3 separate regions of the Homo sapiens genome follow, and regions 1 and 3 are each linked to region 2. A link is a loop called in an ENCODE intact Hi-C map of the cell type or tissue named here. Cell type or tissue: endothelial cell of umbilical vein. All regions are shown on one strand.

Evidence for each region. Peaks named below come from ENCODE experiments on the same cell type or tissue, not always from the same donor. Only the 100,000 strongest peaks of a DNase experiment are listed, where the experiment ranks them.
Region 1: it touches region 2 in a loop (3-fold over the local background); 23 of 110 quality-filtered maps call a loop at or near these places.
Region 3: a loop joins it to region 2, with 2.3 times the contacts of the local background. A loop is called at or near these places in 3 of 110 quality-filtered maps.

The regions. Positions count from the first base shown.
Region 1 is chr13:73,825,223-73,833,222 of GRCh38, reverse strand. The region is part of intron 4 of KLF12 (KLF transcription factor 12); the gene reads left to right. Among named protein-coding and RNA genes, the nearest start is that of LINC00393, 170 kb to the right of the region's middle. In endothelial cell of umbilical vein, no CTCF peak of the experiment used is centred here; a DNase peak (open chromatin) is centred at 4,402; H3K27ac peaks cover 848 bases.
Region 2 is chr13:73,763,685-73,771,684 of GRCh38, reverse strand. KLF12 (KLF transcription factor 12) reads left to right here. Exons shown (of 8, transcript NM_001400136.1): 6 at 6,685-6,747. Among named protein-coding and RNA genes, the nearest start is that of LINC00393, 110 kb to the right of the region's middle. RefSeq lists enhancers at 3,565-4,200, 5,194-5,694. In endothelial cell of umbilical vein, a CTCF peak has its summit at 3,762 (motif pointing right); DNase peaks (open chromatin) are centred at 4,214, 5,454 and 5,814; H3K27ac peaks cover 2,500 bases.
Region 3 is chr13:74,570,751-74,578,750 of GRCh38, reverse strand. No RefSeq gene overlaps it. Among named protein-coding and RNA genes, the nearest start is that of LINC00347, 22 kb to the right of the region's middle. RefSeq lists an enhancer at 3,279-3,792. In endothelial cell of umbilical vein, CTCF peaks have their summits at 4,671 and 4,884 (motif pointing left); a DNase peak (open chromatin) is centred at 2,850; H3K4me3 peaks cover 670 bases; H3K27me3 peaks cover 195 bases.

The sequences.
Region 1 (8,000 bases), 62 kb before region 2:
TACTCTCAGGTAAAATATTTTACCTGTGAAACTAGGATAACTAATAGCTTTGATTGGATCCAGGCAATTAATAGAATCTGCTAAGTTTCTTATATAATAGTAACGCCAATTTCATTTCCCACTCAGGGCGAAACAAATTATGCCTCCTACCCCACTGCAGTTAACTGCATCAGCATCATGATGCCATAAAATCTGAAAACTGTGGAGTATGAGTAATCCCACTATAAATTGTAATAAAAATTACCTCTCCAGACTCTATATTCTCTCCATTAAGTTCATAGGCAGTGTCTCTTTGTACATAAAGTTTTATGAAATAAATCGACCATTTTTCCTGTCCTTAGCAGATAGCAAGCTGTTTTGATTTAAAAGCTGATAATGGTACAATCAGTTTTTGGTGTTTGTAGAGCATTTTAAAAGCATAAATTTCCTTTAACAAACCTTAAGTAGAAGGGAAATGCTACTTTGCTACTTTTATTTGTACCACAGAGTTAAATATCTCTCTGTGAGAAAGAATAAATGATGTATTTAGCATGGTGGGCCCATTTGTTGCATCCATAAAACAAAGATTTGGTTTTCCTCCTCAGTTCTCTGATCTTAAAAACGTATTAAGTAAACCGCAGCACGAATCTAAAATAGCTTTGTCTGAATTGTTTCCAGTGTTCTGTGTTTAGAAGGCATTTTCAATTTCTTGATTGCTTTTTTGTCTCTTCTGTGCTAAATCCAAGGGCTCCCCCTAATCATCTCCGGTGTGGCCTTTGTCAGACGTGAATGCTGTGAATCAGTCCTCTGTAAACACAGAGACCTTTTAAACAGAGGAAACCTTCTAGAGGCCTAGGTTGTAAATCTCCAGAGAACATGAACTAGACTCTGGAGGAAGTCTTACATTATAAGAAGGGGAGAGTAGGTGGCATTTGAGGCGAAAGTTGGAGAAGCGTAAAGCTTTGGTACTCAAAGTAGGTAGGAGTGTTTCAGACCAGGAAAAGAGTAAATAATGAGAGTAGAGAATGGAGGGCACACAAAGAATGAGGAATACTGTGCTTGTACTGGAAAGTAGCCCATGAGGTCACCTCCCACACAGACACTGCATATGATACAAAATATGTTGTCTACATTACATGTACTCTATGTTACTTATAGGAAAGGACTCAAGATCCTCCGTCTTTCAAAGCATTTTAACTCTTGGCTTGGATATATTTGTTATGTTCTTTGTGAATATAATTTTCTAACCACGTAAGTAGAGAATAGCAAATAAAAATGCAAAGAAAAATAAGTGATAGGAATATTTCTCAATCGTTATTTTTATAACTTGGGTTCCCCAAAATGTCTTCTCAGTAGATTTTTATGGATGCCCAATAGTCACAAAATTTTGTAGCACTTCTCTTTCTGTAGATTTTGTTACTGAAAGAAAATAGATCTACTGATTTTGCTTTACCAGTTTATAGATGCTGAATACCTCCTGAGATTCTCATCTGCCAATTCCCTTCCCAAATTAGGAAACTCCCTTTATCTGTAGGGGCACTGAGGGTAAAAAAGTGGCAGCCAGCAAAGAAAACGTCAAAATTATTATTAAAACAAGAACTTGAATAATTGCAGCAAGGTCTTTCTGGATGGGAGCAAACAGGCTAACACGGCGCTTTAGTCCTTGGAGAGAATACTTTATTACAGCGTAATAATTGCTTTTGAAATAATGACCATTAGTAATGAAAGAAAGGTTAAATTATCATCAGTCCATTTGAAAAAGGTAGCAAAGTATGTAATAAATCTTGTAAATATATTTATTAAAAATCATTTAAATAATATTAAATAACCTTTATAGAGTGCTTATATGTTCTTTCTGCTTTACATATGTTATCTTTAAGCCTGACAATAACCAACATGTAGATATTATTGTCAGTGTTTTGCAATGAGAAAACTAAGACTCATATCACTTTCTGTACCACTTATAAGGGCACAGCTTAAGAGTGGTAGAGCCTTGAATTAAGTCAGAATTTCTAAATACTCCATAGCCATTTTGCTGTACTTAGGCTTGATGCTTTAAAAAGTATGCCTTAATTATCTAGAGAATGTGTCAGTTTTAAATATCCAATTCCATAATTCCTCAAATTAGGTGGCATTATGTTTTTAAATCATTCAGTTTTTTGACAAGGATTAAAATTTATTATATATGAAATCTATTCTGTATGTAAAATAAGTATGCGTGTGTGTGTGTGTGTGTGTGTGTGTGTGTGTGTATGAATTGCGTGAGGTAATTCCATGTTGCTAAATATTGATATTATAGTACTGTATCATGTATTTTCATTTCTTTAGCATCCTGCAGCCTGAAAAACAACAGCCTTAAGCTGTAGGTTAACATTTCTAGGTGCAGGGAAATTTAGTCAAAGTGTGGTTCACTGCGTTTCAGAGATCGACATCCATGTCATTTTTAGACATATCTGGCCCCTGCCTAGAGCTCTTTTGAGCAGGGAATTGGTTAGAAAGACATATACAACACAGACACGCCTGTTCTATCTTGCCTCGTTGTGGTAGTAGTAATTTTCTGGAAGACACAAGGGGAAACTACAAAAATAAAGACACGGCCAACATTTATTATTACTGTTATAATTATATTTATTTTTCTTAGATTAATGAGTTCAATAAAATTCTGAGCACTAGCCAATAGCTAATAATCATTATAACATTACAGTTTTAGAATTATCCAAGCTTATATAGCAGATGTTCAGAAATGCCTTCTTCAAAATTGGAAAATGAATTCAATAAAGTGTGTGTTTGGTTATGGAGAATAGCTTCATAGTAAAATCTGGCATTTTCCAGTTTTTGTTTCAGTGTCTTTTCAGAGCCATATAGTATCTTTTCTGTTTTTGTAGTTCTCTATTATTTATTAAGTTTATCAAAGAGTGAAAGATCTTGCCTGCTGTCCAAAATGTGTTGGTATCATGATATGTCATAGGAAGTATTTTCTGTCACGTTCTGGAAGTTATGGTTATAGTAGATCATTACCCATTTATCATCTAACAAATGAGTGCTCACTGGTGATGCACTGCTTAGTGGCATTATTGTGCCCATTGGTATAATCTACAGTAATCAAGATAGTATAACCTCCAATTATGTGTTTTATTATCTCATTATCCACCTTGCAACTAATGCAACTATTAACAAGCACATTTCTTGCCTGTCTTGGCCAATTGTGATTACTTTAATAGTCACCATGATAAGTCCTTCATACTTAAACCTCCTTTCAATCATAATTTACACTAGTTTTAACTATATAATTTTGTGTGATCTGATATAAACAGAGGATTACAGTTTTGTCCATTTACAAGTCTAAATAAGCCACTGAATGGTTTATAACTATTTTTCAGTATTGTGTTCTATATTTATAATTATGAAGAACGTTGAGAATGCAATCATCCTTAATAGCAAGAGTAAGCCACCACAGACTTTTTTAGCATTATTTATTCATTCCATACCTTATTCCAGAAAAGATACTGGGGAGCTCAGCCATATTATTACTATTCAGTCAGTTGTTATTGTTCAGGCAGTCAGAATTTGCAGAGGCCTTGCATATTTGTAAGTTTCAGAATGCAGTGTCCATCTGATACCCGGGCATATTAGAATATGCTCAGAGAAGAACTTGGTACTAGACCTTATTTATGCATCTATGTATAAATGTAAATGCACATATACAGAGACAGATATATGTGGACATGTATATATTTTTATTAAAAAATGATACCACCTAGAACTTTATAAACCAAATGAAACTAGTTGACTTGTTATAAAACTCTTGAATTTTATCCTCTATCTTGTAACATCTGAGAAAAATATCCTTATTATTTAAACAGATATGTTGATTACAGTACTGATTTATTTTGTTTGTTGCTCTCTGACTCATCTGTCAAAACTAAATAAAATTTGGCCTGCCAGATTCAAAAATTAAGATTTCTTTTTTAAATTTTAATCTCCAATTTTTCAGCCTTTTGCTTTACCCGGGAATTGTGCAGTGTATTTCTTTCTATTCACTTATTCATGTGATTAATACACATTCATGATTTAACCACATGCACAACGTACAGTACCCACAATACACTCACAGTCAAATGGATAAAGCAGACAAAAAAGCCACAGTGAGACAAGCTCTGTAATCCAGTGAACCCAGGCTCACAGAGGTGGATTGCAAAGGAAGAGGGGCAGTATACTCGGTGGTGGTGTTGGGTGGCGGTGAGGTGTGGCTATCACTTCAGGAGAAGGCTGTTTCTCAGAAGAAAGTATTAGTTACATTCTCTGTGTAACAATGGAGGAAAGGAAGGGCAGTTTTTAAAAAATGCACTCTTGGAAATACAAAAGGGCATACTGTATCCTGGTAGATAGATTCGACAAGTAGATAAGTTGGTATTGTTCAAATGAAAAGTACTTAAAAGAAGCGGAAATGAAGCTTAAGGGCAGTATTCATGTATGTAGTTATCACAGACCTTCTGTGCCAAGCTAACGATTTATTTACTGAACTCTACAGGGAAGCATAGGAAACTTGGAAGTAGATGGGATTTAACATGGTAACATTAAAGTTTTGGGCATGAAGGGTTGAATGTATTGAAAATACAGGGAGGGAGACTATTTCAGGAAGCCACGTGAGAATTCCTGAGAGCCTGAGCAGGGTGGTGTGAATGGAAATGTGATAGAATTTGTTGGCCAGTTGGATGTCAAGGATAAAGGAAAAGATAAATCTAGGATAATGCCCAGGTTCTTGTTCTGGCACAAGTAGAAAAGCTGACAAAAACATGAAAGAAAAGTTAAGAGACATTATATCTAAAAGACGTATATCTAAAATGACATTTATCAGAATAGATAGAACGCAACTTTCAGAGAGATGTCTTGGAATTTGGAAAAATTAAGGGAGATTATGAATCTTAGATTTTAGACAAACTCAGTAAAAATCAACTCACATCTAGATATAGTACAGTGAAATTGTCAAGCATGAGTTCCCTAAACAAAATCTTAAAAGCTTGTCTGCAAAGGAATTTAAGAATGAAAAGACTTTGGGCACCAACAGATGCCAGAAAGCAATGCAATAGGCTCCTCAAAGGGCTGAAAGATCCTGAAATTCTGTACTGGGCTGAAATAAAATTCCATTAAGAGTGAAATTAAAAAAAAACAAAATTCAGACATACATTGACTGAGAGCTTAGTGCCCACACATATGAGTCTTATGCTGATAAGACTCATAAAGAATATACCTTTGCAAACAGAAAAACCCAAAAGGAAAGGAGAGCTTAGAACTGGTTTGAAAAATGTAGATAAATATATGCATGAAGATAACTTTTAATTAACTCTTGATAGTAAAACATGCACCAAAATTCTGGATGGGCCCGGACACAGTGGCTCACACTTGTAATCCCAGCACTTTGGGATGCTGAGGCAGGCGGATCACTTTAGGTCAGGAATTTGAGACCAGCCTGGCCAGCATGGTGGAACCCTGTCTCTAATGAAAATACAAAAATTAGCCGAGCATGGTGATGGGTGCCTGTAATCCCAGCTCCCTGGGAGGCTGAGGCAGGAGAATCACTTGAACCTGGGAGGCAGGGGTGGCAGTGAGCCAAGATTGCGCCATTGCACTACATACAGCCTGGGTGACAGAGACTCTGTCTCAAAATAAAAAATAAATAAAAATAGAAATAAAAAATTCTGGACCAAATGATAAATGGGGAAGGTGGGAGTGTTCTTTGGATAGTTACAGCATGCTCAATCTTGTATTTGGGAGGAGAATTGACAACATGGAATAATTTTAGACTTCAGAAAAATTTTAATATCTGGAAATATTAAGTCTTACAACAGTATGGGGAAACGTGGGTATTCACATACTAATGTGAGTGTAAATTGATTCAACAACTTTGGAGATCAATTTGGCAATATTTGGTAAAATTGATATGGGCACCCCGTAATTCTCAGATGTATACTATGAAGAAAGTTACAGCAGCATTTGTAATAGTGAATATTTTTAACAAATTAATTTTTCATCACGAAAAGGATAGATAACTAATACTGCTCCATTTAGAAAATGGTATCTTTTACTATTAAATGAAAGAGTATGAATAAATCTCAAAAATACAATGTTAAATGAAAAAATCAAATAGAAATATCATATTGTTGGCCAGTTGCGGAGGCTCATGCCTGTAATCCTTGTGCTTTGGGAGGCCAAGGTGGGCAGATCACTTAAGCCCAGGAGTTCAAGATCAGTCTGGGCAATGTGGTGAAACCCATCTGTACAAAAAATACAAAAGTTAACCAGGCATGATGGCCCACACCTGTAGTCCCAGCTATTCTGGAGGCTGAGATGGGAGGATCACTTAAGCCTGGGAGATCAAGTCTACAGTGAGCCGAGATCATGCCACTGCACTGCAGCTTGGGTGACAGAGTGAGACCCTGTCTCAAAAAAATATATATGTGTGTGTGTGTGTGTGTGTGTAGATATGATATTGTTATATGCCATTTTAAAAAGAGCAAAACTGTAGGTATTGTTCATGGACATATATGTAGTTAAGGGCCAAAAATATGAATGGGAAGGATATACACCAGAATACTGTGGAAGAAGGAAACAAAATAGGAATTAAAAAAATACAAAGGAGCTTTCAGCTCTTTCTGTGATATTTAACTTAATGATCTAAAAGAAATACCACGAAATGTTTAGATATTTTGAATCTTTTGGGAAAATAAATAGCCATTTTATGTAAGCCTGGAATTTCTTAACTAAGAAATGACTTGACATGAAAGAAAATCTGTAAGTAACAAGTTTATAAGCGAGTTAATGAGGGAGCAAGTACTAGACCCTATGTTAAATGGTTGTTTATATTTTCTTTTATATGAAGAATAGTTGGATGTGAGAAACAGTGGGAAGAAATGATTTTCAAGATTTAGGGAGTTCTCCTTTCAGAAATGAGATAAATAAAAATGCTGAAGGGCCAGGCGTGGTGGCTCATGACTGTAATCCCAGCACTTTGGGAGGCCGAGGCGGGCAGATCACGAGGTCAGGAGATAGAGACAATCCTGACTAACACGGTGAAACCCCGTCTCTACTAAAGATACAAAAAAATTAGCCAGGCGTGGTGGCGGGCGCCTGTAGTCCCAGCTACTCGGGAGGATGAGGCAGGAGAATAGCGTGAACCCAGGAGGCGGAGCTTGCAGTGAGCCGAGATCGTCCCAATGCACTCCAGCCTGGGCAACAGAGCGAGACTCCATCTCAAAAAAAAAAAAATGTTGAATGATTGATTTGCCCCTGACATCTTATTTGATAGCTTAAATGTGGCAGGCATGTAGAAAGCTTAGCTACTCTCTTATTAGCAGATGGGTTTGGTTGGGGTGTAATGAGACACCCTGGATCTCAGATCTCAGCTAGCCTCAGGGACAGCAGGTGCTTAGAGTGGAGGTAACCTGGCATCTTTGGTCAAGGAAATCAAGGCCAGATGATGTTTAGAATACATATTATTAGAGCGGTATGAATTTCTCTGTTTTTTTTCAGTAGAAAATCTGTTTTCCTTATATTACAAAAGACAGTATCCAACCTTTCTATTTATTAAACAACTACACACAGCAACCTCAAGCACCATGCAATTTATCAGAAATTTGCCTGGCAAAGGCCAAGACCTCATCCTCTGTCATAGCTCTTATCTTCTTTAGAAAATGTCTCTTTTCACAAAACCAAAATGGGCTTTCTAAAGAAGTTAGTGTAAGCCCAGTTTAAAGTTGGGAAAGCAGAGAAGACTAGTGTGTACCTCCTATGCTCTCTTGGTGTTATAGTGTATACTATAGCAGTGTTCTCACTTGCTGCACCTGGACTGTCTCGAGACAGAATTTTAACTTTGATCTTGTTCTTCAAGAGTCATTTCCGGAGATACTGCCACTGCCACCTCCCTAAACAAGCCAGAGCCTTGAGTTCCTGGGCTCAGGAAGTGGTCTGACCAAACAAACTCCAATGCAGTGGCCATACCTGAAGCCCAAGGAAGTCATACC
Region 2 (8,000 bases):
GAGGGCAGGGATCCTATTTTGCTTACAATGCAAGACCTCGCATATAGTAACTGTTGAGTGAAGTTTGTTGGATTGAATTAATAATGTTCAATTACTGATGCTTTAGGTGCTCTGGAGGTTTTCAGTAAATTCACTGAGATTGCTCAGATTTCTAAACATAAAACATTTTTATATTTTTCTATACTCATTGTTTAGCAAATGTTTATGCATCTATGCTACATGTTTATTATATGTGAACAATGTGTTATGATAAGCTCTGAGGATGCAATAGTTTATTAGACAGACATGGTCATTGCATCCATCCTGGAAGTTGTAGTTTAGTAGGAAAATCAGGCCAATAATACAACAGCTATTTATTGAGTGCCTACTTTAGTACCAGGTACTGGAGATATGACAGTAAGCAAAAAGAGAAAAGTTCCCTTGTCCCCTGGAATATGCTGTCTAGTTGGAGAGACAGGTTACATAAACTAAACATACTAACAAATATAATCTTGAGTTAACCCATGCTAAGTACCCCGTGCCATGAGAACTAAGAGCAAGTTCACCAAGACCTGGAGGTTAGGGAGGGCATCTTACAGTTGAGCATCAGCTAATCACCTTAGCAGGGAGAGAGGAGAACATCTAGTGTCACTGCCCCAGAGAGAGCAAGTGGGGATGGTGGGAGATAGGGCCAGGATTAATTAATACATTATAATTGCACACCAAATGCTCTTTTTAGAATTCCTCATTCTGTTGGTGTATATCAGAAATTAATGTTTCCTTCAAAATGTAATATTTTTAGCACAGTTTAACTTCTCTCTTTCAGTGTCTATGACATTAGAATAAGAGTTATAGTAAGCAGTTAAAAAAAATTTCACATATTGGCTGGGCATGGTGGTTCACGCCTGTAATCCCAGCACTTTGGGAGGCTGAGGCAGGAGGATCATTTGAGTTCAGGAGTTGGAGACCATCCTGGCCAACATGGTGAAACGCCATCTCTACTAAAAATACAAAAATTAGCCATTACAGGTGGCGCATGCCTGTAATCCCAGCTACTCAGGAGGCTGAGGCAGGAGAATTGCTTGAGCCAGGGAGGCAGAGGTTTCAGTGAGCCAAGATGGCACCACTGCACTCCAGCCTGGGTGACAGAGGAAGACTCCATCTCAAAAAAAAAAAAAAAGTTCACATATTAATTGTATATAATATTTAAGTTCAGCCCACTTTTCTAAAAGTAACATAAATGGCTTTTCATGAGAGAAATTTTAGTATAAAGGCAGATGGAGAACCTTTTAAAAATATATGGCATTTCTAATAGTCATTTAATCACTGGCCTGAGGAAAACCTGAGAATAAAATAGGCCCACTGAATTTAAACACTGGTCACACTCATATTTTTATTTGGTCATGGGTAGTGTGTTTATATTAAAATAACATCTAGAGTAACCTAAATCATCAGGAGAACTTGTATTCAGTACAACCGAGTGTAAGAAGAAAGCAATACCAAGAATTATTTTTAAATTATCTTTTATATAATTCTGCATAGGAAAATTCTGATATTTAGTAATTGTGGAGTTATTTTAGGTTAATCTTTTCTTCAGCAAATGTAGTAAACTGAGTTGTTAAAGTATGTATTATGTTTAATGCTTTGCACAATGTATAGATAATCATTTAATCATTAACCTAATTAAAATATAGGTTAATGATTATATAACCTAAATGGTTTTAGAAAAAGAACGTATTTGTACATAATAATTTCTTATAATCTTGGTATAAAATATCTAGTCTTGCTAGATGAGTAATGTCCTACAAGAAAGATTTCATTGGTCTGTGGAATAATCATTTATTCTCATTCTTCTCAGTATGAAACAGCCTCTCTAATTTATGGGGTGTGAGCACAAGTGGACTCACATGTTATTCTAAGGGTTTTTGGCCTGAGCAACTGAGTGAATAATTCCAACATTTTTGAAATTGAGAAGATACCAGAAGGAACATCTTTTTTTTTGTTTGTTTCTTTCAGAGAAAGGTTGATATTAAGAAACCTGGGTCTGGTTTTCAGAGAAGATCTAAGGCTGGAGGTAGACATTTGGGAGTCGTGATGATGTGGATGGGAAGGTCATGATGGTAGCTCAGTTGGAGCCTCTTTTAGCTACAGAGTGAGTTTAAATAGTGGAGAGGAAAGGTTATAGGACAGTGACAACTAGCCCATGCCAACATTTAGAGTTTGAAAGAATGAGAGGAGGAGGTTCAAGCAAAGGAGAAAGAAAGGAGGAAAGCCAGAAGAATGTCTTGGCTGCTGAGTAAAGAAGCTGTTCAAGAATGGAGTGATAATTTATGTCAGTTGCTGCTGAGAAGTTGAGGACTAAGAATTCACCATTAGATTTGAAAACATGGAGACTATTGATGGCTGTGATGAGGGCAGTTTCATCAGAGCGGTGTGGATACCAACTACATTGGATTCTAGAGAAAATGGAATGTGAGGAAGCATGGCTATAGCTAGAATTAATTTCTGCCCTCTAAAATTTACATGTGTTGTACATTATGTATTTAAATAGCAATGCTAATATAACAAGGAACATTCATAAACAATTAAAGAGATAAAGTATATTATTATGACTGTGCTTCTTATAAGTACCCACATGCTTCATATTTAGTCCAAGAAAACCATTACTTCCACTTTATATCTACTTATATTATAAAATGTTCAATTGGGCTTAAATACATGGAAAATTTCCTATTTAAGACCCTGGTGCTAATTCATCTTATTACATCCTCTGGGCTGGGTGGAGGGAATATATATAAGTATCAGATGATAATCTTATATCATCCATGATGTAAGACAGGTCAGACAGGTCAGACGTACCTGTGTTTAAATCCTGACTTTTCTCTTTACTACCTACGTGACCCCAGCAAGTTACCTAATCTTCTAAGCCTATTTTCTCAAAGATAAAATGTGGACAGTAATGACATGAGGATAAATTAAGATAATATGTCTTAATTATTTAGCATGATACCAAGCAAATAGTAAGGGCTCTGTAAATGGGTGCAAATTTGCATTGCCGTGATTACTGTCTTGTTCTTGAATGGGTCATAACTTAAATACTGTGCAGTTTAGTACACAGAAGATAGGTCTTCTAATAAAGAGCAGAAAAAAATGAGCTGCCTGAGAGTAAGCCATACCTTATAAGCCATAGTTTTTGGTTTGTATTATTCTGCCCATGTTTATTTCTTGGTTTGTTTTCTCGCCTTTAGTAAAGTTGTATAAGCACAGTAGGTAAGACTGCAGGCTCTGTAGAGCATATTTGTAATCTTAATCCCCTGGAATTACCTGGATAGTCCAGCTCTATCCTCTGACTTCCCATCCTTTCATGTCTAATCAGCACTGCTAGTGACAATAGCTAACATGTATTGACTGCTTCCTAAGTACTGAGCACCATTCTAAAGATTTTATAGCTGTTAACTGATTTAAACCTCGCAGCCCTAGGTAATAGGCCCCATTATTACCTCCATTTGCCCTGATGAGGAAACTGAGGCACAGAGAGGTTAAATAACTTGCCCAAAGATGACACCGTTGGTAAACGGTGAAGCTGGGATTCAGTCAGGCAGGCTGGTCACACAATTTTCACTCTTAACCACTTCATCCTAATTCCATTTGGGATGATAAGATTGCATTAAGTTATCACAGCTTTTCTGTGGTGCAGATAGTAAAGTGGGACCAGTATCCTTCCCCCAGCAATTCATGAGTGCTGATGATTTGTGTTGGGAATCAAGATGTTGCATCCCACCTCCAGTCACCAGGGGGTGCCACTCAGGTAGGTTTATGAAAACATTGAAAACCAGAGTGATGGTATTCTCTTGATTAACTATAAATGGCAGTCATTAAGATGCAAGGTTTTGAGAGTCAGGTTCTTTGGTGCTTATACCCAAAGAAGAAAGAGCCGTTTTTGTATTAAGTCATCTAAAAAGTTCTCATATGCTTAGCAAGAAAGCTAAATTAAGCTCTGCACTGGGTAAAATTATAAACATGCTCTCTGCTCCAGATGAGTAAGTGTATATAAATAGAACAGTTGGTACACATGGCCCTAATGGTATAGCTTCCCTGTTTTCTATGTAATGTAAATCACCAAATGTGAGCATTTCTACCTGACAAACTGTCAGTCTCAGAAGAGCACATTCAATACATGTTACACAACAACCAAGATTGCCCTTTTGTTCAGCGTGGTGTTTTTTCTTTCCACATCCAGCAGTTAGTACTAAGGCCTGAACCCCTTAGTTACAGAACAAAGTGGCTTAGCAGTAATCGAGCCTGTGTGAGGCTAAGGGAAGAATAATGAACATTCCCTGCAAGCTTCCTGCCTAGATGCAGGTGCAAGAATCAGGAGGTCATGAATAATGCATGACATGCAGATTAGGTGGTGGTTTCTCCTACAGAGGTTTTGACGTTGCTACCTGCCTGGCTTCTATATGTGGAAAGAAGGCAGAAGATGGCAAAAAGTGTCACAGGTTAAAGACTGAGCTCAAAAAAACATGCCATATCCTTTTGAAGAAATAATATATAGGGGGTTGGTGAAGTGCAAGGCTTATGGTCTACTTTATCAGATGAAGTATGTGCCAAGTTATCAGTGTACTTATTCCCTTTGAGGACAGAAATAAAGCTTTGTTGATTTACCTTTTTAATTTAGGAAACCTTGTAATTATTTGTTCATATACACAATCAGGACTTCTTTTCCAAAGACTTTCCTAAGGAATTCTTTTCCTGAGACTGCTAAACCATTATAGAAATTCTCCATTTGCAGTATTTGATCTATGGATCAGTGAAATTTTCCTAAAAGATACAAATACCTAGACAATGTTGTAATTATGGATTAAACAGACTCTCTTTTTCTTCACTAATATATGCAATAAACAGCATCAATAAGAGAATACTTCTGTCATTAAACTTCACCCAGTGGAATTTTCATGATGAAATAGTTTCTTTGTACTCCTAGGGTTAAGGAGGGGACAATATAAAAAGTAAATGTGTAAAAGATAGAGAACAAATTAAAGAACTGTGAGTATTTGGGGCTGATTAAACTTTATTTAAATAGTTAGGATTCTGATACCCCAGTGAGGGTATAGGGAAAGTTCAGGAGAATTTCCTGCACTTCCTCTTAGGTCAGGGGGCTTTAACTGGGGAGAACTTTTTTGGCTCAAATATCCATTTTAAGGATTGTATTTCAAGCAGACAGAAAGTAAAAAAGTAAAAGAATAAAAGAGGAAAAAATTACGCTTGCTGCCTTTCGTATAATTTTTATGTACTATTATTGCGTTTTCCCCCTCTTTGTCCAATTTAGGATACTGGATTATGAACTGGCTTTCATTTCTAGCTGAGTCTGTCATTTCCACTAGGCCCCAGTTTGGCTGGACGCCGAGACCAACAGGTGATCCTTGTAGCTGCAAAACAGCAGGAAGTGGGCCGTGCTTGAATGAGACAGTTCACCAGAGGGGCTGTCTGGCCTCTCTCCATCTTTCTGCATAATTAACACCCCCTCCCCCATGCCGAGCAGAAAATCTGTGCTGAGCAGCTCAGCTGCAGCAGCCATTGAGAAGCGCTGTGAGGAAAAGAATGTTAATAAGGGATGTTGGAAGAAATAAGCCTTCCGAGTGCAAAGTGCAGTCTGGCTCTGGGTTTAGGGAAAGACTGCAGTTGGCCCTTAGGCGGGGCTGGAACTGCATTATCTGTTTTGGAATGATTTTCACTTATTAAACAACTACAGAGAACTGGGTTTCTTACAAACCTTGGTTCTAACTGGACTTTAAGACCAGTTTTATATCCCCATTTTTTTTCTTGTAAATAAGAGCAATGTATGAAGCATAAAGGGTGAAGGTAATACAAGCTAAGACTGCTTGGATCTCACAAATCCTGGCTAAAGACAGACCATAACAGGAAGCTGGCAGCCGGAAGTAGGGCGTATTGTTTTGCCGGTTAGTGACCCACAAAGAGGCGGAGGTTTACTAGCTAGGCTTTGATTAGAAGATAACAGCAGTTCCCGGAAGCTTTAAGCTGTTTCCAGTGGATAAGTCCAATCCTGGAAGCTTGGAAAGCAATATATTCTTCACTTCTCCTTTATCTGGCTAAAATTTTGAATTGACTTTACTTTCTTCAAAGTCCAGTGTAGCACATCACTTCCAGAATGTACTCCTCCTAGGAGTACCTGTTCACCCTTCCTTCCTTCCCTGTGCCTGCAGATTCTGTCACAGCACATTTGAATAACGTTGTTTGCTTCCTAGAGTTTTAAATGTGGTAGAGTGAAGGAGAGGGCACTTAGACACCTCTTTGTGCCCACCCTCATGGGAACAGGTACAAAGAGGGCTCACTGAACTCAGGCACCATACCTTAGATAACTTTTACCCACCCTTGTACCTGGCAAGGGTTAGGTATTCAGTCACTTTTGTTGGACTGAATGAATGCATCAGTCCTGCCTCTGGGAGTCTTCAGAGTGAACATTATGACAGACCTGTTGTCTTGAGAGTGGTTAAGAAGGAAAAAAGGACCACAGATTTGCAGGCGTAGGAATTTAATTGCATCATTTACTAAGAGGGGTTCAAGTTCTGGGGATTTTGTATTAAGCAATTCTAAAAGAAATTATTTATAAAACATGCCATTTTTTTAAATTTGCAATTGGGAATATGCTTTTTCAATGACTGGATTATTCTTCTCTGTCTACAGGGTACATCCGTCCCCAGTATCAAGGGTCCGGGGCAATCGAATGAATAATCAAAAGTTTCCTTGGTGAGTATACAGTCTAATATGAGTATTTGTAGGTCTTACGGGAAACTTTAATAGGGCTTATGTTAAAATTAAGAGAATTAGTCCTACTTCTCTATACAGAGTACATACCTGCTAACTGGACTATGCGGTCTTCCTTTCCTCTGGACAGTTCGAAATAAATATTGATAGAGTTCCTTTCCAGCCCAAACTCTTCATTCACCAAAAACCCTGAGTGTAACTTTTTTTTTTGACAGATATGATCTAAGTTCCCAAGATTATAAACTCTTACCTATTTTAAAGAATGTTTTCCTTTTTTTCGAAGGTACATAGACCCAGATATTTCTCAGATACCAACTTCAACTCCTCATGAAGATTTCCACAGTTAATGAATCTGTTACATTAGTTTTGGGGATTACAACGAACTCAGTGATTTTTTTTTTCCTTGCCATAGCCTTAAATATCCAGGATTTTTTTTTTTTTTAATTTGGGGAGTACTAAGATCTTCTTTAACTGATGAGTTCTTGAACAAAAATATAGATGGAATTTTGCAGAAACAACCTGAAAAGTTATTTCAACCAGAAAACATAGCTTATCGATTCTTTAGAGAAGCGATTTAAAGTGTTTCACAAATATTTCATGCGAAACAACAAAAAAAGTGGGCTCAATATCTGTATTTGTTTATATTACTCCATTCCACAAAGTTAACCTTTTAACACATAATGTGTTATTAAGGAAAAAAAAGAAAAACTAAAAAGAAAAAAATGAACTGTGGCTGTATTACTTCAAAGATGAATGGAAATTCCATTTTTACTTCATTGAATTATAGTTAGAATGAGATTTTGATTAAAACTATGCCTTTTTTTAAGTATGGGAAGATGATCACCAAAGATTGAGCTTCCAAATTAATTTTATTCCTAAATCAAGATTATTTTTAGACACAAAATAATGACACTTTGAATTTGAATCATGCCTAATCATCTCACCTCCCTTCCCCCACGAAATCTAATTAATTCTCACAATAGCTTGGCGATGTTGTTAAATATTGTGCTTTTCTTTTTCACAGAGGGGGAAATGGGGCACAGAGGCGTTTGCTTACACCTTGCCTCAGAGCCGGGGCATCCTTCCTCGTCTCTTACCATTGCTAAAGCATGTTATCCCCTGTCCGGCCTGAAAAGCTAAGGGAGTAATAATATGATGATCATTATGTGAAAGGAAAGGGACAAATCAGGTCTGTTCTTGACTTATCACACGCCACAAGCTAATGGGTAGAGTAC
Region 3 (8,000 bases), 810 kb before region 2:
CCACATAGGTTGTGAGTAATGTACAGGCTGGCTTTGGACACTTGTAATGAGCAGTGTTGTTTCAACATCTCACACACTCCACATGTCTTCCTTGGTCCAGAGGGAAGGATTTCTCTAATCCTCCTTTCATGGAGTAGGCAACCCTTCCTAAGTCCTGGCCTTATGCAAGAACATCATTTCTACCCCCTTTCCTTGCACAAGTTCCTTGTCATGCCTTTGACCCTGCATGGGCAATGAAATTTCAGGCCTCGGCATTGGGCTTGTGACTGAAACTTACATCACCCCAAAGCTGCCCCAGTGTAGGCTCGTATGCAGACTTCTCAAGCTTTGAGTTTCCTCTTTGCATCTGAAGATTCCCATTATTCCTTTCATAGATAGATAGATAGATAGATAGATAGATAGATAGATAGATAGATAGATAGAATATTATACAACATATCTACATGTTAGAGATTACAGGAGGTAGGGCAGTCCACTTTATCCCCTCCTGCCATAGTGCTGGAAACAGATGTCTGGTGTACTTCTGTCCTTCACTGTTGTCTGTAGCTCTTTTCACTCCTAACCTCTGCCAGGTAAACTGGGCATTTTTATCATTACATAGCCAGTATGGTGAAGGTCCTGGCTAATGATAGGAACTATTAAAAAAAAAAAATCTTGCATTTTATTTCCCAAGCTTAGAACTGGACTAAATTTTAACAAGGACCAACACAACTTTGCTACTCTTATTGAATCCTTTGACACATCACAGCCTTCTCTACCATAGTTAGACACAGACCAGCACTTTGCAAGTCAAGTAGCTTTGGCCCTCTCCTAATCCAACCAGAAGCAGGAAATCCCAGTGTGTTCCTAAGATGGTCTGTAAAATTGTCAGTGGTGTTTCAAATACTCACAAGATTAAGATTGTTTGATTGAATTACAAAAAGTATTTCAGATTTAAAAATATGCTTTTATAAGAAAATAAACACAGTTCAGTTGTATTTAAAATCGTAATGTATTTTTATCAAGTACACACCGTTCATCCTAAGCATGCTCTGTTTTCACTAATTTGTAGTAGGAACCCAGCACAGCATAAACTGGCTTTGCTTCAGATGTCTTTGTTCATCAGTGGGAAAATAGTCATCAGGATATTCAAAAAGGCATCAAAATTTTCAGAAGCACCAAAAGGGACCTTTGTAGTGATTCTAAATTTTCCATGGATTTCCTCTCAGTGGTTGTAAATATCCTTGAAAGGCCATATGAATTGTATCACAGTAGTTCAGGGGGAATGTTTGCTTATTTCTCAGCTGAGATATTTCTGTAAACAATAGGTCCCCATGAGAAAGCCAGATCCCTAATGTGGCTGATAATAGTTTGCTATATTTGCCAAATTGGAGAGTTTGGCAACATTATTTTCATTCTCTAACAGGAACTATTTCTTCCTTTGAGAGAACGAAATTATTTCAGAGTTGTATGTGAAACCAACAACAAGATGTTCACTTTGGGCCCCACAGTTTAAGAGACCTTTGGGTCATATGTTTTTATTATGCTTCCACGTCCTGTATTTAATACCTACTGAATTGAAGGTCTATGGCTAAAGTCAGAAGATGTATGGGTTCTATTTTGAACATTTTGCCTATACACTACAAAACTGATTTTCTTGGCTTCAATGAAATAGTCCTAGTTTTATGTTTCCTCTTGAGCGAGTATAAGCATATTCATTTTGAAAGCATCTAGGACAGTATTTACTAAGTAGCATTTTTTAGAGAGAGACACTAGTTTAGGCACTTTCACAAGCAGTGTATTATTTAATCTGAACCTATTCCTTTTGCAGGAGTGTGAAAGAAACATCAATCCAAGCTGTTAATTTTTAATGGCCAATTCCATTATCTCTTCTCCCATAATTTGTCTGCACTTTTTCTTTGCCTCCCATTCCCTAGCGCTAAAGTTCTCATTCATACCTTGGTCGGAACACACACATCAAGTGGCTTTGACACTCAGGTGCAATTACCAGTGATGCATTTGCCTCCATGCAAATGTCAGGATGTAGCAGCAGAAAGGTTACCTCCTTGCACTGCAGGGATAATCACTCTGTGAAGTGCCAAAGCTCTATTCACTTCATGTCCTTTTCAGATCCAATTCGAGGTTTCTCGCATCCGTCACAGAAACTGAGCCCTAAATCTGTGTCTCCTGGGACAGTCACACTAATTGGCCATCCCAGGTTTTGTTTTCTCTTAAGGTTCAGGAAGAGATGTTCCCATATGGAAATAGGAGGTTGGTCTGACTTATTGGGACCCATTCTTGCAGGGTGTTTAACCTTCAGGCTTTGGAGTGGTCAGTCATCTAGTTGACGTCTCAGGGGTTGAAAGTCAGGGGAAAGTGCCATCTGGATTCATTATGACTGTCTAGAATCTCTATCTCTTTCAGCTTGTGAAGGTCTCATCTCTTTGTCCTAATCTTTAATTATCCCATTAAGAGGAACAGGTGAAGCAAGGGGCGCTTCTGGGGTCTTTGGGAGAGAGAGTGGGAGATAGGAAAACAAAGAGACAGAGGGAGAAGATGAAGAAGAGCATTTGGGCTCTCCTTGTCGCTGCTGTTTTGCTCATCTCACCAGTTTGGAAAAGGGGGTAGGGACACACATGCTGGCTTTCTCTCCAACGCAGCTGAGACCTTTATGAAATCACTGCAGAGGCAGGGGCGGCAAGGCACTATTTTTATCTCCAAATTGATTCAGCTGCAGTCGCTGCTGTGCCTCTGACTTCATTGCTTCCCGGCCCTCCCCCTCGCTGTCCCCACTCCCAGCTTAGCCCGATTTGGAGACTTATCTTCAGCTTCCTGCGCCGCACCCTCCCCCCTCCTCCACGGCCTGGGGCCGGGCCGGGGCGGGCGGGCTCCTGCCGGATACTGATAGTGACAGCAGCAGATCGTGCCGCGGGCGCTGACGTCCCGCGGAGGCGCGCGGCCAGGCATCCGCGAGCCTCTCCGGGCCGCGCCAGCATCTAATTGTTCACTCTCCAATTTTCCCTGCCCTTGGGAACAGGGTTCCACAAAGAAATTTCATCAATTGAAATGCTGCACGCCTGAACATTTGCCAAATGTGTCCCATCTGACTAAGGTCTATGCTTTCAAATGTTGTTGCTAGGAAGAAAGGACATTTACACGCTGGGCTTGTCATCTTCCCTTCCTCCTAGGTTGATGTGGCTCCAGACCGAAGCTCCTGGAGAGAGTGGCTCGCCTCAAAGGACCGGAAGAGATTTTCTTGTTTAGGGAGGCAGAGGGACAGGGCGGGTTATACCACCCACCCTTGTTTTGCAGGTGAGGTTCCGAGTTGCCTCTCTTCTCCCTCTCTTTGAGATGCTGGGAGCTCTTCCAAAGCCGAGTGGTTTTCTGTTTCTCTCCATCCCCTGTGCCTAGAAAACAGGGGACTAGTCTTCAGAAATATTTGTTACAAGGAGCTCACAGAGTGTAGGCTCATTTTAAGTACAAACAACCTACCATTAGGAAAACAAAAGGATGTGTCAGTGGGCTGAAGATCCGGTGTCCCAGCAACTCCTTGGTTAATTGTCTGAACTCTCTGATTTCACATGGGCCTGACAGCACCCAGTGGAGACAAGTGGCAGGGCTGATTGAGTAAATGAGTGATGGAGTGACTGTCACTTGGGACAGGCAATGATAGTCTGTCTCTCCCCAAATGTTTTGTGTGTGTCAACGTTGTAGGAATGCTAAACTAGATCAAATTCCACCAGAAGGAATCTATCACCTAATAGGGAAGATGAGATATAAGCAAATCCAAAATGCAACTTACAAAACCAATGCCAAGATAGAGTTAAAGAGAAGATGATGAGAAAGATGTCCAAGGAAGGGCACAAATGGAGGCTTTTAGGATAACCTGACCTATGTACTGGATAATGATAAATGGGTATTATTTGAACATAAAATGATAGCGAAGAACAATATTCTAGGCCTGTGGTGGTGTGCAACATGGTAGCCACTATCCATGTGGACATTTAAATTTAAATTGGTTAAAATGGAATGAAAAATTCACCTCTTCAGTCACACTAGCCAATACTCAAGTACTTGATAGCCATGTGTGGCTAGTGGCTACTATATTGGAGAGTGCATATCAGTTTTATCATTACAGAAAATTCTACTGAATAGTGCTGCTTTTGAGGAAGAAAACAGCATGAACAAAGGCACTGAGGTAGGAAATCTCAGGATAAGTAGAAGGATCACTCAATAGCTTGGAGTGAGTGGAACAGCAGATGAATAAAAGGAAGCAATCGGAAATAAGGGGACCAGAGGAAGCAGGCTACCAGATATGAGGTTCAAACATTACATGTATTTTGCAGGTAATAGGAATCCTTAAGGTCTGAAAGCGGAAAAATGATATGATCAGAGCTATGCTTCTGAAATATAAATATGAACACCAAATATAAGAGTTTTTTGAGTGTCTTTTAGTTTTCAGAATCTGTACGCACCTATTATCTTGTTTAGTTCTCAAAACAAGCCTGGGAATAGGCAGAACAAATATAGGGGGAAAAAGCTTGCAAGGGCATGAGTGACTTGGCCAATGTCACTAGGGAGACAGAAAAATACTGAAAAGAGTCAGAAAAAACAAAAAATTCTTCCAGCTGTGAAAGACAACCTCCTTCCTCCACCACATTGCCCCATTGGTGAATTTTCCTTTTTATAACAGGAGCTCCTGATACACATTACATTCCCTTCCAAGAGGTGAATTACAGTATTAGATTACTGATAACCCTGAAGAGGAGGCAAAAGGCCATGTGACAAAGTGGCTTCAAATATGACATCGGTAAGACACAATCACAACAACAAATTGGAACCATTTAAAAGAAAAGCCTAAGGAGGATTTACTGTCCCCACCAAGGCTGCCTTAGGCTGTGTGCGCGGCGCCCCCTGGAGTTGGTCACCCACAGAAGCCCAGATCATCACCAGCGGGAGAAGAAAGCAGGTCTCATCTAAACGCAGAGGGAAAGATAGAGCTGAGAGAAGTTTCTGGTCCCTTGACAGAGCAGCTTGGGCCTGCCTGGGAACACTATTAAGAAGAAAGCACAGCGCAGGTATTCCAGAAGAGAAAAACTTGGAGATTCTCAAATCATACTTCATGGTTGACTTTGAACTCTGTGTTTGGGAAGATGAGCGTGAATCAGGCCATCAGACCAACTTACGATTGCTTTCTAGCCTCTGCATTCTAGCAGAGATAAGCTAATTAACTTCTCTGACTCTAAATGTTCTCATTTATAAAATCTATAAAATATAATAAATATCAGGATTGTTGAGAAGATTCAATGTGAGATGTATGATGTGTACAACATGCGAAGTGGTACAGTACGTACCCAATACACATAACTTTTAACTCTCCTGAAGACAAGTGTGTGATTTTTAAAACATACGTAAAAAGGCAAATGGGATCTTGCGGTTCCAGACCAGAAAAGTGAAGAACATTTATCAGACTGCAATAAAGTCTGTATTTCAGGTCCCCAGGAATTATTATCCCTCTCTTGGAAAAAAACAAAATTTTTTCCACCTCCCGAGTGAAAAACAGTAAATTTACAGACAGAATATTATCTGTTTCCTTGCCATCCATCCAGCTGTGGAGTTGAAATACAAACTGAGTTCGGGCTTCTGAGAGAAGGTTTATATGGATTTAGTAAGGTGCAAATCCCAGCCCAAAGGTAAAATTTGATATCCGTCACTGATAAAAATGCATTGCTTCAGGCCTGAACTTCTGTCTCCTCCTGCTTTTAATCCTGCTTTCTTTCTAAACGCCAATCAGTGGAGCAAATATTACCGGTCACCTCATTCCCTACATGTTATTACCTCTTTTATACAGTTTGGCGGTATATTCTGGGTATAAATAAGCTACAAATATTTATAGGGCAGGTCCCTCTTCGAGTTGCAAACATGTAACAATCACAACATAGAATGTCAAGAAGTCCTAACTATTTTTCTTTCTTGGTTTCTTCTATTTGGGGAAAAGGTTTTCTTCTAATGCTCATCAGAACAGCTGCCTCTCCCAATCCCTTAAGTAGCAAAGTAAATGGAAAAAGAACATTCTCAAACAAGCCAAATCAAGACCATCGTTTTCAAAGGATTTTTAAAAAATGAAGACAACGATATTTGAAGCAAGAGAAACAAATGCCTTCTAAGGCTTAAACTAAATCCCCTAAGGAGTGGGGGTGAGCAGACGTCTTTTCTTTCCCAAAAGCACCTCCAGTGACTTTAAGGATCTTGCTGGCGTAATCCCTTGCTGACCCACACTAGCAAGGAAATAAGAAAGCCTCCATTTAAAACTACGTTCATCTTCTTCGAAAGGCAGCTGAGAGCTTTGAATGCATTTTGTTTCATCATCGTTTTCCTTGCAGCCCCAATTACTCTAGGTACTTCTGAGTTTCTGGCCATTGAAGATTCTGTTCAAATAGAGGTTGAGTGGTCACGGGAGCAACCTTTCCACGGAGCCCGGGTTCTTCGTGGATGAAACAAATGCCTCTTTAGCATACTGTGTTTGAAGGCGTGGGAGCACTTTTTAGGTCCAAATGCAACCTTTTATAGCATTGAGGGTGGGAAGAACAAAAAAAAGAGAGAGAAAGACAGGGAGGTTCACTTAACCTTTCCATAATTACGCATTCAGTATTTTCCTGCTGTTATTCAATGCACCTCCCCGTATTCTCAGTAGTTCCTCAGTCTGAAGTGTACTGATGAAGGGAGACCATCTTGCCTGGGGCAAGAGAAACCTGGTTTCGCTGAGCTGAAAGTTAGGGTGAGGTGATTCATCACAGCCTGCATCTTTCTGCTTCTCTTAAATTTTCTGCAGAGAATGCCAGGTAGGGCTGCATTACATAGCTTTTAATACTAGAGGCCTTGAAAACCTCCAGATGAAGGTAGGGTGTGGTTGGGAAGAGGACTGCTTATTTTTGACAAGGAGAATTGTTCCTCCCGCCCCTGCCTCCTAAGTAGCTGGGACTACAGGCACACAGGAGCCTAATTTTTAAAAGTTTTTAATTTTTGTAGAGACAAGGTCTTACTAGGTTACCTAGGCAGGTCTCAAACTCCTGGTCTCAAGTGATCCTTATCCTTGGCCTCCCAAAGCACCAGGATTATAGGCATAAGCCACTGCACCTGGCTGCCCTTTTTATAAAGTTGTAATAGGCTGATAGACGCTGTTATATAAAGGTAATTCAGAGGGCTCCTGACCTCAAAAAGTGAATGATCAAGACATTGAGCTTCAATTTTAGATTAAGTAATGAGCAGACTTTGTCCTCCGTCACTTTACTACCAGGGCATCATTGCTTACACTCTGCCCAACATGTGACTCTTTTGTGCACAGCTCCATTTTGAGCCCACCTCAACATTTACCTAGAAGATGCAATGTGGCTATTTTCCTAAATACTAAAATAATGTTGGTATGTATCTAATCTGTTCTCTAACTGGCCAAAGGGGTGAGGGGGACAAGAATCTAGTTCTTTCTGTTCCCTTCTTCTAAACTTCCTTTCACTAATGAAATGGTTTTTAAGTGTATTTTTACTGCTTAAAATAAGGAGGAAAATGAATGATTAGTGTTTCAAAAGTACCTTTTATATTTCTGGGTTAAAAAACAAAAACAAAAGAAAACAAACAAAAAAAAAAGAGATTTCTAAGTTCTGAATACATAAAATGCTGACATGCTGATGCAAGGACAGAGCAACTCACAGTTTCTGGGTGGGAGATTTAACCCCTGAGTCACACATGCCCTGCTCAGCATGTGCTGGGCGAAGCACACAGTTACTACCCTTGCTCTTCTTTCTCCCCTTGGCTTCGTCCACCAGTGTCTGACATGGTTGTAGTAAGAACTTACAGTCCCATCTAACCACACCTCATGCAGTAGAATGATCCATGGAAATAATTACATGCTTAGTAGTTACAGTACTAGGCTGACCCATGCTCTTAAACATGGAGCACACACACACAGTGTGGATTAAGAAAAGAAGACAGGGTACATCAAGGAAAGGGAAGAGTAAGAAGTA